Linked DNA regions of Mus musculus: region 2 is linked to region 1. The links are chromatin loops, found by intact Hi-C in ENCODE. Cell type or tissue: left cerebral cortex. All regions are shown on one strand. Each heading gives the region's core, and the rest is flanking DNA. Links, peaks and the distances in the headings are about the cores only. Region 1 holds the start of Sdhaf2 (succinate dehydrogenase complex assembly factor 2). Region 2 holds the start of Tmem138 (transmembrane protein 138).

Region 1 (6,593 bases), core at 2,388-4,887:
GAGGAGGAGGAGGAGGAGGAGGAGGAGGAGGAGGAAGAGGAGGAGGAGGAAGAGGAGGAGAAGCAGCAGCAGCTCCAAAGTAGCAAAAAACAGCTTCAAACTCCAAATGTAAGAAGGTTATAAACTCTAAGATACAATGAAAAGAACTGAGTAATGACTAAGTAGATAAAGTGCTCGCTGTGCAAGCGTGAAGACCTGGGTTCAGGTCCCCAGAACCACATAAAACCCATGGCTGGGAATGACATCATGCATAAGTAACCCCAGCACAGGTGGATCCCAGAGGCTTGTTGGTCAGCAGGTCTAGTCAAAAAAACATCATGACCGCTGGGCGTGGTGGCGCACACCTTTAATCCCAGCGCTTGTGAGGCAGAGGCAGGTGGATTTCTGAGTTCGAGGCCAGCCTGGTCTACAGAGTGAGTTCCAGGACAGCCAGGGAGGCCATGGAGGGATGTTCTTTACTGACTTCCTTACCCTGGCTTGCTTAGCTTGCTTTCTTATAGAACCCAAGACTACTAGCCCAGGGATGGCACCACCCACAATGGGCTCTCCCACTTTCGATCACTAATTGAGAATATGTCTTACAGCTGGATCTCAAGGAGGCATTTCCTCAAGGGAGGCTCCTTTCTCTGTGATAACTCCAGCTTGTGTCAAGTTCGAGTACAGAGAGTATAAGTATCTGTAACTTTAGCAACAATAAGTGCTTTAGAAAGCACAAGCATACGGAGATACTGACTCAACAATTCACAGATCCATTCCCTCTGTGATTAGTTTGGAAAACAAGCTCCTGCTCCCCAGATGACTGCAAAACCAGCTGCACTGAAGCCAATAGGAAAGGCTGTGGACTGCACATGCCACAGCCCTGTCTTTCCCCAAATCCTCAACACACAAGATGATGGGGAGAATGTCCCAGCAACAGGCTTCTATCCAAGAGGGAAAGGTAAGACTGCTGGAACATCATCCAAACAGCTTCTGCTTTGGCTGAGTCTAAGTGCTACAGGTAAGGACACCTTTCTGTAGCTGTGGCAAGCAAAAGTGATGGTTTGTACCAGCAGCATTCACTTGCCATGGTCCCCATCCTGCCTTACTGCAGAATGAAAAGATAACCCACAACCCCCAGCTTTTCCCTGGAGATACAGAGCAGGGGTTGGGGGTGCGGGTGGGGGCATCCACCTGAAACTCCTGCTTCTCAGAGGCTGCCTGTGGAGCTGGCTTTTGTCTCTCTTGTCTCAGAGCAACAACAGGACACAGCCCATTCCAGATGCTGAGGGACCATAGAGACCAAGAGAGCTGCTTAGTTTTGGTGCAGAAGGCCATAGAAGATAAAGCAAGATAAAATCTAGTATTGTTTACAAGCCTCTTCCCCGAGGCTCGAGGAAGAGTTGAATGTATGGTTAATGTTCTAGAACATGGGGGTTGGCATTGCCGAAGGGACTGGTTGGTTTCTGTTTTGAACAACTTGCAACACTAACCAGCATACTCTAAGAAGTCCAGTAGCCACTGAGAATAAGAGAGCAGAGCAACCAGCTGGTCATGGTGCCTCATGACTGTAATCCACGCACTTGAGAGGCTAGATCAGAACTACTATGAAGCTGAGGAGTTTTAGTACCTAAAAAACAGGGTAGCAAGGAAGGAGGAGGGAACACTGAACAACTTAAAAGAGTGTTAACAAAACTACAGCATTGCAGAAACACCGACACACTTAAAACACCCTCCTCTGGCCTTCATGGGCACCTACACACATAGTATGCATAAACTCACAAAGGCAGATAAACACATGTACATACTTTTTTAGTCTAAAAAAAAGAATAAGAAAAGAAAATGCGATTGCCTAGCAGGCAAGGCTCTGGGTTTGGTGCTTAGCACAAACAACAAAATTGTCATATGTGATATAAAGAATATTACATAGTATTAAGGAGTTAGCAGTAAAGTATAATAATCATAAATATATGTGGATCTAATAGAGCACTCAAATATATGGAAGAGACACTTGACAGAACTGGTGGGGGAACACAACAGATTTTAATGCCACATTTTAATAAGGAATAGAATATATAGATGTCGGAATCAATACTAGACAACCAGAACAATACTAATTTAAGAATATTTAACTGAGATATACAGGCATTCCACACAAGAGATCATACATTCCTCTCAAATGTACAGATAATTATGCCCAGGAGATCACAAGTTGTCAAAAAACATGTCTTGATAAGTTTAAGATAAACCATACCAACTAGCTTTCAACACTACTGGAATAAAAACGGAAAATTCTCAAACATTTAAAACCAAGATGAGACAGGAGAATTACGAATTTGAGGCCAGCCTGAGTAACAAATTAAAACCGGCTTTTAAAAGGGAGACGGGGGAAGAAGCTCAAGAAAAGCTAGGAGGCTTTCGGGGGAGGTTCGGTAACTGTTCCTGGTATGCGTTGAGTCTCACACGGTGACTGGCCACCTAACCACATATTACCCAGTATTCTCACTCGAGCACACCGTGGGCTCAGGAAAGAATGGAAAATTCCCTGCATGATCGGCTCCAGCCTGCGCCTCGCCTTGAGGGGACCATTCCCTGGTCTGTGGGGTAGGTGAACTCTCCCTACAGTCTCCACGGCACAGAGGAGGACGAAACAGTCTTAGCTGCAGCCCGCCCCGAACCCGGCTCTCTCACCCGCGCCAGCGTCGGGATCAAGGTGACCACCGCCATCTCTCTCTTATAGCACAGTAAGCTGGCAACCGGGCCACTTCCGGGAATTCCGGGCGGTCGATCTGAGGACTTCAGCGGAGGTGGACCCCAAGCCGGAAGGCGCAACCGAGCGTATGGCGGAAGTAGCGGTGCGTGTGACGCCGCCGGTGGGGGGGGGGCGGGACCTGGGGCGGAGAGCGGTTCGCGCGCTTCGGGCCTAGTCGGGACTCTCCGCGGCCGCCGCCATATTCCCGGTAACGGGGGCGCGCGGCCCGGGGCCGGCGGGGCCGGAAGGAGGGCGGGGGCCGGCGCCGCGGAAGGGAGGGGGTCGGTTGGGGTGGCGGCGGCGGAAGACAGCGGGTGGAGGGAAGCGCGGGCCTCTGAGGGAGGGGCTGAGGTCCTGGAGCTGTGGGAGGGAGCAGGGCAGGCCTAGCCTAGGGCGAGGACAGGGCCCCGTTGGTGTGGAGGCGGCGGGAGCTTCCGGGCCCGCGGGGGCTCCGGCTTGGGACGCCCCCTGGGCCTAGCAGGTGCGACGGGCTGAGCTTGCGGCGTTCGCCGCGGTGGTTCACAGCGCGGCCTGAGGGCCCTCTCAGGAGTCGAGGCCCGGACTTGGCGGTGGCGCCATAGGCAACTACGGGCGCCGACTCGGAGCACCTCGGGTCGGGCCCGCGGGTGATGGGCAGCGAGCTCCGCGAGCCCGAGCGGCCTGGGAGAGCTGGGGGCGGCGCGAGGCTGGGGGCGGGGCAGAGCGGGTGGGGCCAGGCTCCCGGCCGCCGGGATGCTGCGTCTTGGGAGACTAGAGCTTGTTGACCCTTGCCCTCCTCCCAGCCTGGGACCCTTGTGCCTTAAAATTTTTTACCCTTTTCTGAATACCGTAGTGGCATCTTTCTTACTTTGTCGGTTCTCCGGGCTCGAGAGCGTATTTCCGGAGCCATGTCAGAAGGAGTGGATTTGATTGATATATACGCTGATGAAGAGTTCAATCAGGTGAGAGGAATTAGCAGCAGTTTTGGGGTTTCTTCCATCAATCTACTGGCAGTGGTTTCTCTCTCAGCTCAAAATAATTCCCTGTAATATCGAAGCGTTTCCCCCTAGCGGTGGCTTTGAAGACGACTGACCATTCCTCTTTAGGTTAATTTGAACCTCCAGGCTTCAATTTTAAAGGGCTTGCTTTAAGAGCAAATAAAAACCCAAGTGTAATAGTATGGTGAATCAGCCTGTGGAATTCTTTCCCCAAGTCATTTCAAAGTTGAATGACTAACCATAATTAAAAATGAAAATTACATTTGTTGTAGTACTGCGGAGATAATTTCGATGCTTGTTACTTTGCTGTTCTCTCAACTTGTGGCTCGAGCATGTTGGTCCCTCCCCCTGCTTGGTCCCCTCCCAATGGTGTACCATGAAATTACTTTAAAAGCCACAGTATACCAACTGCTTTAAAGGTGGAATTCCAGTGCCACTCCAAGTGTTTCAGTCTTTTTAAATAGCTTGACTGTCCTTTTTGAGAAGTCTCTGGGCATCCATTCGTATGGATGGAAGGAAGAAAGGTAAAAACCATTGAATAAACTAGTTTAAAGGCAAGTCAAGGACTCAGTCATCCTAGTTTGAATGTGTGTTTTAACATTTAAGTATCCCGTAAGATAGTAATCTGTGAGGTTGAGTTCTTCAATCTTGAGGTCAAAACTCAACAGAAAGTTTCTATTTAAAATTTTTATCTTACCTGGGTTCTTTTTAGTACTGTTATTGTTGAGCTAGCTGGTTCTTGTCATTGGTGTGTTCCAGTGGGTACACAGAAGGACCTGGAAAGAATGGGCTAGAATGCCTAGGTGGTAGCCTGACTTTGACAGGCAACAAAAGAGGCTCATATGTCCCATTATTGTATTTTAAATTTTGTGTGTGTGCCTGGTTTGTAGGTGCCCAAAGAGCCTAGTGGTATGGGTCCAATGGAGCTGGTGTTACAGGTGGTTGTGAACCACCTGATATAGATTCTAGTAACCAGACTCAGGTCCTCTGGACAAAGTGTTCTTAGCTACTGAGCCCTCTCTGCAGTCTTGCTTTCCTGAGTTTTATGTGTTTATTTGAGTCATACTTTTGTCGTTTGAAGTTTATGGCTTTTTGTTTAACAAGACTCTCTTAGTTCTGTATTACTGAAAGATAGCCCCAATTCTGAATCTATGTCATTGACTAGTACTGTAACTAATTCACTTCAGAGAATAGACAGTTGTTGACCACGGGCCATATTTGATCTAAAAACAAAAAAGGAATAAATGGTTTATAACTTAGGGGTCATAGACAAGACACAGTTCTTGTCCAGTGGACACGGCTTTGTCAAGGTACACATTATTACCCTCAGTAATTTGTTTATTAATTAACTTTTTTAAAAAAGGACTTTCTGATCTAAAGCCAAAATTAGTATGTGGACATTTATACCAAGCAGGCAATGTTGATATGGGGAAAACTGAAGCAAGTATCAACTTTGAATGTTTTACGTTCTAAAAGTTGAGAAAGGAGACCTCATCCCCATAAGTTCATTTTTGGCAAAGCTGGTTTTAGTGCAATCTGGAAGTTGCTAAATTGTTTAAAAAGTCTGGGTAGAGTTGTTAAAAGTTGGCTTAGATGGAAGTCAGCCTGTATGAATTGGGTTTTTGAATGTCTTAGAAGACAGTTACTGATTTGTCCCAAGGTAGCCCAGCATACAACTCCCTCAAGAGCACTGTGGTCCCTAAGGAAAATGAGCACATTTACTATGTGGAGCCCTGTTCTGTTTGCTTCTGAACTCTGGCAGCATGTACTGCAAAAACCTTGTGCAGGGTAACTTCATTGCTGTTACAGATTCGTGCTGCTCAGTTAGGCAAGGGGGACTGAGAACTGCTGCTCTCCTGAGTTCTCTGTCTGTTCCTTCTCATGCTAAGATAGGCTTTATAAGTATGCCTGCTTCTCTATCAGGAAGGATTTGAACTCCTCTAGGATTACTACTGCCAGAGCTAGTGAGGTGTTGGGAGAGACTGAGTCCCTGTGCTGGACAGTAGGTGCCATTTGGAGTGGTTAGAAGTAAAAGTGATAGTAGCTAGGTATGATGACATGCATCCGGAATCCCAGTGCTTTTGGAGACTGGGCCAGGATTGCTACAAATTGGAGGCCAGCTTGGCTACAATGTCAAACTGTCAGAAACACACACAACAACAATGTACTGTAACAGTGCAGAATAGTGGGCAAAGGTTGGGGGGTGGGGGGAGAGATACTGAGAACTGTGGAGATGCATGAGGCCCAGAGTTGATGTGGCCTTCTAAAAATCAAAGAAAAGGTAATCAAGAGCTGGTGAGATGGCTCAGTGGGTTAGAGCACCCGACTGCTCTTCTGAAGGTCCAGAGTTCAAATCCCAGCAACCACATGGTGGCTCACAACCATCCGTAACGAGATCTGACTCGCTCTTCTGGAGTGTCTGAAGACAGCTACAGTGTATTTACATATAATAAATAAATCTTTAAAAAAAAAGTAATCAACAATCAAGATGGTTCTACTGAGAAAACTATATCCAAGTTAGTTACTTCATTGGGTCAGATACTGAGAAGGAGCTATAAGGTAGGAAAATTGAACATACTGGAGGGCAAAATCAAACTTGCTACTAGGAAGTTTCATGATATAACATAGTAGCTTTTTGTATGTATCCTTGACAACAAAATTCTTACTGAAATATTTAATTCAATATTGAATACATATTTTCAATTTAAACTTAACAAAAATTTTAGCATTGCCACCTATAAAATATGGGTGTGTATTTGATTTTTGCTTTGTTTGTGGGATAGGTCCGTTTTTGTTTGTTTAGGGTTTTTGGGTTTGTTGTTGTTGTTGTTGTTGTTTTATTTAATCTTTTTTACAGTCCAGTTGGCTAAGACAAGGTTTCTTTCTCT
Region 2 (6,593 bases), core at 2,038-4,537, 51 kb after region 1:
GCGTACGTGCCAGTGCCAGCTGTAGCTAGAAGAACTGGATCCCTTGGGACTGGAATCACAAGGAGTTGTGAGCCACCTGGTGTGGAGCCAAATCCAGGTCCTCTGCAAGAGCAGCAAGTGCTCCTAACCGATGAGCCATCTTCCAGCCCTTCATACTCATCTTGGCCTCAAGGTTCTCGCTACTGAACTCACATGTAGCCCAGGGTGAACTTATCATGGTCCTCAGAGAACTAAGATTACAGGTAGATGCTACCACATTTTGTAAGATCGTCTTAAGACACATTTTACACTATAGTCCAGGATGACCTAGAACTTAACTGTGTAGATCCAGCATGACCTTGAATTTATCTTAATTCTCCTGCCTTGGCCTGTTAGGTGCTAGAATTGCTTGTGTTAGTCCCCATGCCCAGCCACTTGTAGCTCTTTAAAGATGTGAAAGGGCCAGTGAGAAAGCTCAGTGGTTGGGGGCATTTGCTGCCAGGCCTGATAATCTCTAGAACCTGCAGGGTGGAAGGAAAGACTCCTGCAAGTTATCCTTTGACACCTGTACTCTATGCACCTACACACAGACATAACATATTAGCTATGTGTCTTTTTTTTTAAGTTAAATATGTAGAAATTCAGAGCTTTCATTCTTACCATGACCCAGACATGTAGGGAGATGCTGAGGGCAAGGTACACAGATGTCAGAATGATGGTCCCTTTGAACTTATGGAAAAGGAGGTTGACCAGGCCAGCCTGGAAGACGAAGGTGTTGAAGAACATGAGGAAAATTATGATGATGTTGAAGAGGATTGCAATATCCTGGATGCTGTAGACACATAAAACAAAGTATAGCCAAGTGGGGGCTGTATGAGGACTTAGGAGGTGGCCCTAAGTGCTAAGGGGAATCAAGAGATCTGTTCTCTATGATACTGTCACCCCAAACCCTCAGACAGCATAGATGTCTAAACACACCAATAACCTTAAAATGCTCAACTGTGACAGTCAGGACCTTCACACTCTTTGGAGTCAGCTTTTCAGGCCTGCCTCTTATACTCACATGAACAGCACAAGCTGGATAACAGGAGCCATTCGGAGTAGCTCTGAGAAGGAGTTGACGAACAGGTCATAGGACAGCAACAGGAACTGCAGGGAGAGCACCAGGCTGTAGTTACCGGTCTGGAGCATCTTCTGCCTGATTTGTGGGACTCCCAAGGGTACATTCCACAGTTCCGAAGAAAATGACTACTGGTTTTCTCTCTGCCCAGAACTCCAGGAGAGATGTTTAGTTTTTCCAAATCGGAGCTGTTTCCTTGGCTCTAATGCAAGGACCTGTTTGGAGGGGAAAGAGGTAAGAAAGGGAGGAAGGGCAAGGAAGGCAATATTAGAAGTCTAGCAATAAACATTGGTATGCAAAACACCATTCTAGGTGATCAGGGTATATTAGTTAAAACCAATTATCAAAACAAAAACCCAGCTAAAGCCAGGCATAGTGGCACACACCTATAATCACAATATTCAGGAACCTAAAACAGGAGGATTAAGAGTCTGAGGCCAGCTTGGGTTATGAGAGCCAAGATTCTTCACCAAACAAGACAAACCCAAACCCATCCCAACTCCACCCCACTGCACCATAACTTGTCATTCATTCTAGAGACTCATTAACAGCAAATTTTTCTCCATGTCTGGATCCTTCTTAATGCATGGCGCTTTTTTTTTTTTTTTTGGAACCAGATCTTGCTATGTAGCCCAAGCTCATCTTAACTTCTTGATCCTCCTGCCCTGATCCTCAGGGTAAACCCTGAGAGCCTGTTCTACAGGAATTTACCCACACCTGACAAATACACAACTCTAACCAAGAATATTTAGGGTTACTACAGAGCAGTGACAGCCTGGTCACATAATAGTAGTAATGGTAGTAAATAAAACCCTTATATATTTCATGCAACACTCTAGGAACTGTTTCAATCACAGATGTTATTAAAATCTTATAATAACCTCATAAGGTAGAAAATCAATTCTTATTTCCCTCAATTCCTAGATGAGAAAACTGAGGCTCAGCAAAGGTAACTAATTAGACCAAGATTCCACAGCTGGTAGGTGGCAGAGTGGTATTCTAAGAGGCACTATACAACCAGCCTATTTCATAATTTATAGAGTGCTATCTAAGTAGGTGAGAAATATGTCCTCATAGAAATGGACAGTGTCACATACAGAAGGAGTTGAGAAGACAAAGTACTCTCCTAGAGGAACTTTATAAAGGTTATGACAGAAACACTGAGGCAGCAAGTGAGGGGAGCATATTTATAACTTTACTTGATCCCTGGACTTGAAAAGCAGCCATTTTAGTGCATATAACCCTCATTTTGCAAAGGTTCTGAGGGGTCCGGAACCCGTCCACCTTCCGCGGTGGAAAAGCCCCGTGGTTTTCTTTTCTTTTCTTTCTCTCTCTCTCTCTCTCTCTCTCTCTCTCTCTCTCTTTAAATATATGAATGTAACTTCTCTGGGCTTGAGTTTTCACACAATATCTCTCTAGGTACCAGCGCCATGATAATCTTGTTAACCAAGAGAATTTACTTTAATCCTCATAACAATCTGCAAGGTAGGAAAGAATTATCCCCTGGCTATAGGCAAGGACGCATAAATAGAGTCATTTCCTCCAGCTCGCAAATGAGTAGAGTCAAACGCACCACTTGGTAAGGCTCTACCAAGGGCATCCGTTAGGCAGAAACGCCCCTCGCTCTGGCTACGCGGTCGAGCACCCTCCAGTTTAACACGGTTTTCCTCACCAGTCCCAATCCGCTCACAGACCGAAAGGCCTCGGCAAAAGACTCATAGCAAAAGCAATAGCAACACAAAATTCTGACTTCCAGCCACTCTATGATCCCCAGCATCTACACGCACCTCAAGGAACCGACGTCGGTTGTCATGGGAACACTCGCTCGGCTTCCGGAAGCTGGCTTTAAATTCCGGAAGTAGATTGCTAATTGCCCGCCATGTTAGGGTCTTTGCTTTCTCAGGCTCTCCCTGTGACCGGTTCTTCTATCTTGCCTCGCTGAGGGCCGACCCTAGCGTGAGGTTGTTAACCCCAGCATTTCACCTGTCTCTGGACGGGGTCTGTGGTTAGAGACAAGGCTGATAGGACGCAGCGCTCCTAGGAATCGGACCGCTCAGGAACGCGCCCCTTAGCTTGCAAACCCCATTTCCCAGACGCCCCAGCTCACCCCCGGAAGTGGCCGAGCCTATAAAAATCTCACTTAGCGCCCTCTGTAGCGGATGCCGTGGTCTGCAGACTTGCTGGAAAGTCAGTTCTCCGAGGTTCAAGAGGAGCCTAGGGAGTGGCAGCTCTCGCTGACCGGCGGGTCCCAGAGACCTGCCCCCAAGGTGTCCCACTGTGTGGCTAAGGGTGGGATAGAACCCGGGCTGGGAGAGCCGGGTTATGGGTTCCAGTGGTGGTTCCGCCGCTTCCTTGCTTCGCTCTGTCTTACCTCGGCGTTCAGCCTATTTTTCCTCGTAAGAATTGGACACTTTTCCGTGCCCCTTCCATACCGCAGGTGGTGTTCGTAGAGGCTCTCACGCTTTTCAAAAGGCGTCTCATCTAAGACTTGCTAGAACCAACCTGACTAAAGGAGTCACCGTCATACCCCCCTTGCACCTGGAGTAAATCTGACTGTCCGAAGGACGAAGGACCGGTCTGTGAGCACTTGTGCTAAGGTGGACTTTATTCACACTCCTGAGTGGAATATTATTTGTCACTCACTCCTGAGTCCTGCCGTTTGGAGGGGCTGCCTTTGGAAATGAGTTCTGGGAACTGAACACAGGAACTGGGTGCCTGTACCAGGCTTGCCATTTGCCTGACCGAGTTACTCTTCTTTGGATCCCGGCGCTGCAGTACTTTTGAATTGTAAGATGCAGGTTTATAGGATTTGCACTCTAAATCTGGTCCCCAGAATTCTTAGTGTCCCTCCGTCTTTGAGGAGGAAACAACTAACTCTGCCCTTTGGTCTTTTTGTTTGTAGCTCTAACTTCTAAAAGTAACTGTGTTTGGAGTACAGCCTTTTCCTGAGAGTAATGGAAGGTTCACTTCTTAACCCAGGGACTGATTCTGTTTTAGCTCAGCCTATGAGAATCCTTTAGCCAGTGAATTGAGGAAAACATTAAATAGAGGTTCGGTACACTTCTTAAATCAAGGTAGATAAACTACACCCCATACATCTAACCCTGAGTGGCTTTTACATATTTAAACTATTGGGGCAGAGGGATCATATTGTGTGAAATGTGAAAATCATGTAAAACTTAGACATCAGTGTCTGTGGTGTTAACGAGGCACAGCCATGCTCATTTGTTGAGATACCCTTCCTGGCTACTCTTATATTACACCAGCCAAGAATGAATATAGTTGTGACAGAGGCTTCAAGCCCAAACAGCCTAAAGAGTCTGTGGACTCCCTCCTTGAGCATGGGGCTCAGCCAAGCAAGGACAGGAGACCCGGCAGTGGTGAGCATGTCTGGTGTCTTAGTACAAACTGCTCTCTCAGTGCAAGTGAGAGCGTAGTCTCAGCCTTTGCCTGCGTTCTTTTCCTTGCTTTTGCTATTTTAGGAAAAGAGAGGGCTTATTTGTGAACTGTAGACAGCAATGTAACTAACTTTCCGGCCTTCTGTCAGAAAAGTGTCCCATCTGTTCTAAGCCTGTGGCAAAGTGCTAGTCCAGGACTTGTAACTGGAGTGATGCGGGTTGGTTTGGAATGTTTTGCCTTTCCTTTTCATCAAATGTGTCTGTATGTGAATGTTATGTGTATGCAGGTTCCTGTGAAGGCCAGAAGTAGGTATTTGGTCCCTTGGAGCTGTGAGCTGATGTAGGTGCTGGGAACTCAGCTGTGGTGTGCTGCAAGACCAGTATGTACTCTCTTAACTTCTTAATGGCCAAGCCTTCCACCCCCACACCCCTGCCTTTATTTTTATTTTTTATTTTTTGGCTAGGGTCTTATTTAGCCTGGGCTTATGCTCAACTACAAACATGTAGCAGAGGTTGGCCTTGAACTTCTGATTCTTCAGCTTTTTACCTCTGGAATGCTGGGATTATAGGCGTGTACCACCACTCCCAGTTTTAAGCTTCAAGATAGAAAATATGTAGAGTTTATTACAAGGTGAAGGTGGGGCACGATCCAGAAATGAAGTAGACAGTGTTCAGAGAGAACATTGTAGAGAACTCACTCTTAAGGGCTGAGAGTGGACTATGGGCAAAGGGACCATTGTCTCCTTTTTCCTTTTGTAAAAAAATAAACTGCAGAAGCCAACGCTGTCAGGTGACTGGAAGAGTGGAGGTTGTGTTAGGCAGTGGACACTTGGTAATCCCAAACCTTTTTTGCTCTTGCATGAATCAAGGAGGCAGCTCTGAGGCTGGGTGATAAACCTCCTAGCCCTCAGCTCTTTCTCAGAGATTGCTACTAACTAGAGTCACCCACGAGAGCCCAGCATCTGCTGCAGGTTGGATGACTATCTGGCATGTCATGAGATGTAATCAAGGCTACTGAGAGGCCTGGGCAGGCATGGGGACAATGAGCTTCAGGGTTTTGTTTGTTGGGGGAGCTGGTCTCACCCGATTCAGCCTCTCAAGTAGCCAGTGGCGTGAATTCCACCTAGCCTAGCTGGCTGGAGGTCTTGTTAGCGGCTAGGATAAAATCCTATAATAGGAGCTAAAGAGATGGCTCAGTGGTTAAGAAAGTTTGCTGCTCCTTCACAGGACCTAGATTTGGTTTCCTGCACTCAAGTTGAGTGGTAAACAGCTGACTGTAACTCTTGACTCCAGAGAACTCAACAACCTTTTCTGTGGATTCCTGCGTATGCATCACTTGGCATACCTTCACACGCGCGCGCGCGCATACACACACACACACTTTCTTTCTCTCAAATACTATAATAGTAACAAGTGTGAAGTTATAATACTTGATTCTCAATAATGTCCTTGCATTTCTCCTGTGATTTTTTTTTTGTTTTGTTCTTTGTGGGTTTTTTTGGTTTTGTTTTGTTTTTTGTTTTGTTTTTTATCTTATAAACTGGATAAGGAAAAAGATCTAAGACCTTGAAGCTAAGTAGACAAGGATTTGAAACTCCTGTGGACTTGCTGGGTGCACAAGTGCATCTGAACTTTCGTTTCCTCGTGTATAGGATTGAGGTGATGGTCCTCAGAGTTACCAAGAGTAGTAAGTGGAACTGTATGCCACTTTCTAGTGCTTAGAGCTGGTGTGAAATTCATAATTTTTATTTCCATGCTTTTCTTTCAGAGGACGAGTCTTGCAGTGTTAAGTGTTTTCCTCAGGGTGCTCAGACGGTGAAAATCAGAGATCAGGCCACCTTTCTGTGAGCCTTCAGCTGAGTCTAAAGGTAAGGATTTGGATAGTATCCCTCCTTAGGCATTACGGGCTATTCTTCCTTTTAGATGGTCCAGAGAGATGGCCCTCAGTATCAAGAAGCCACATTATTACCTTCTTGGTGTATATTTATTGAAGGCAGGGCTGAGTCTTTTCCACTTGCCTGGCTTTTTTTTTTTTTTAAAGTGTGTATATGGTACTGGGAATCTAACTCACGCCTGCCCCCCATCATTGAACTACA

What was found. A loop is a pair of places that touch in the nucleus more often than their neighbours do. Peaks named below come from ENCODE experiments on the same cell type or tissue, not always from the same donor. Only the 100,000 strongest peaks of a DNase experiment are listed, where the experiment ranks them.
Region 2: a loop joins it to region 1, with 4 times the contacts of the local background. A loop is called at or near these places in 3 of 42 quality-filtered maps.

The regions. Positions count from the first base shown.
Region 1 is chr19:10,522,392-10,528,984 of GRCm38, forward strand. Sdhaf2 (succinate dehydrogenase complex assembly factor 2) reads right to left here and starts at 2,818. Exons shown (of 4, transcript NM_025333.4): 1 at 2,668-2,818. The coding sequence starts at 2,703. It overlaps Cpsf7 (cleavage and polyadenylation specific factor 7), which reads left to right and starts at 2,853. Exons shown (of 10, transcript NM_172302.3): 1 at 2,853-2,936; 2 at 3,561-3,669. The coding sequence starts at 3,616. In left cerebral cortex, for the core only: a CTCF peak has its summit at 3,773; DNase peaks (open chromatin) are centred at 2,772, 3,134, 3,360 and 3,747; H3K4me3 peaks cover 2,025 bases; H3K27ac peaks cover 1,445 bases.
Region 2 is chr19:10,574,198-10,580,790 of GRCm38, forward strand. It overlaps Tmem138 (transmembrane protein 138), which reads right to left and starts at 3,189. Exons shown (of 5, transcript NM_028411.4): 1 at 2,887-3,189; 2 at 1,043-1,314; 3 at 640-811. The coding sequence starts at 1,170. Cyb561a3 (cytochrome b561 family, member A3) reads left to right here and starts at 2,960. Exons shown (of 8, transcript NM_201351.2): 1 at 2,960-3,886; 2 at 4,785-4,877; 3 at 6,266-6,365. In left cerebral cortex, for the core only: a CTCF peak has its summit at 3,263; DNase peaks (open chromatin) are centred at 2,959, 3,209 and 3,775; H3K4me3 peaks cover 1,978 bases; H3K27ac peaks cover 1,265 bases.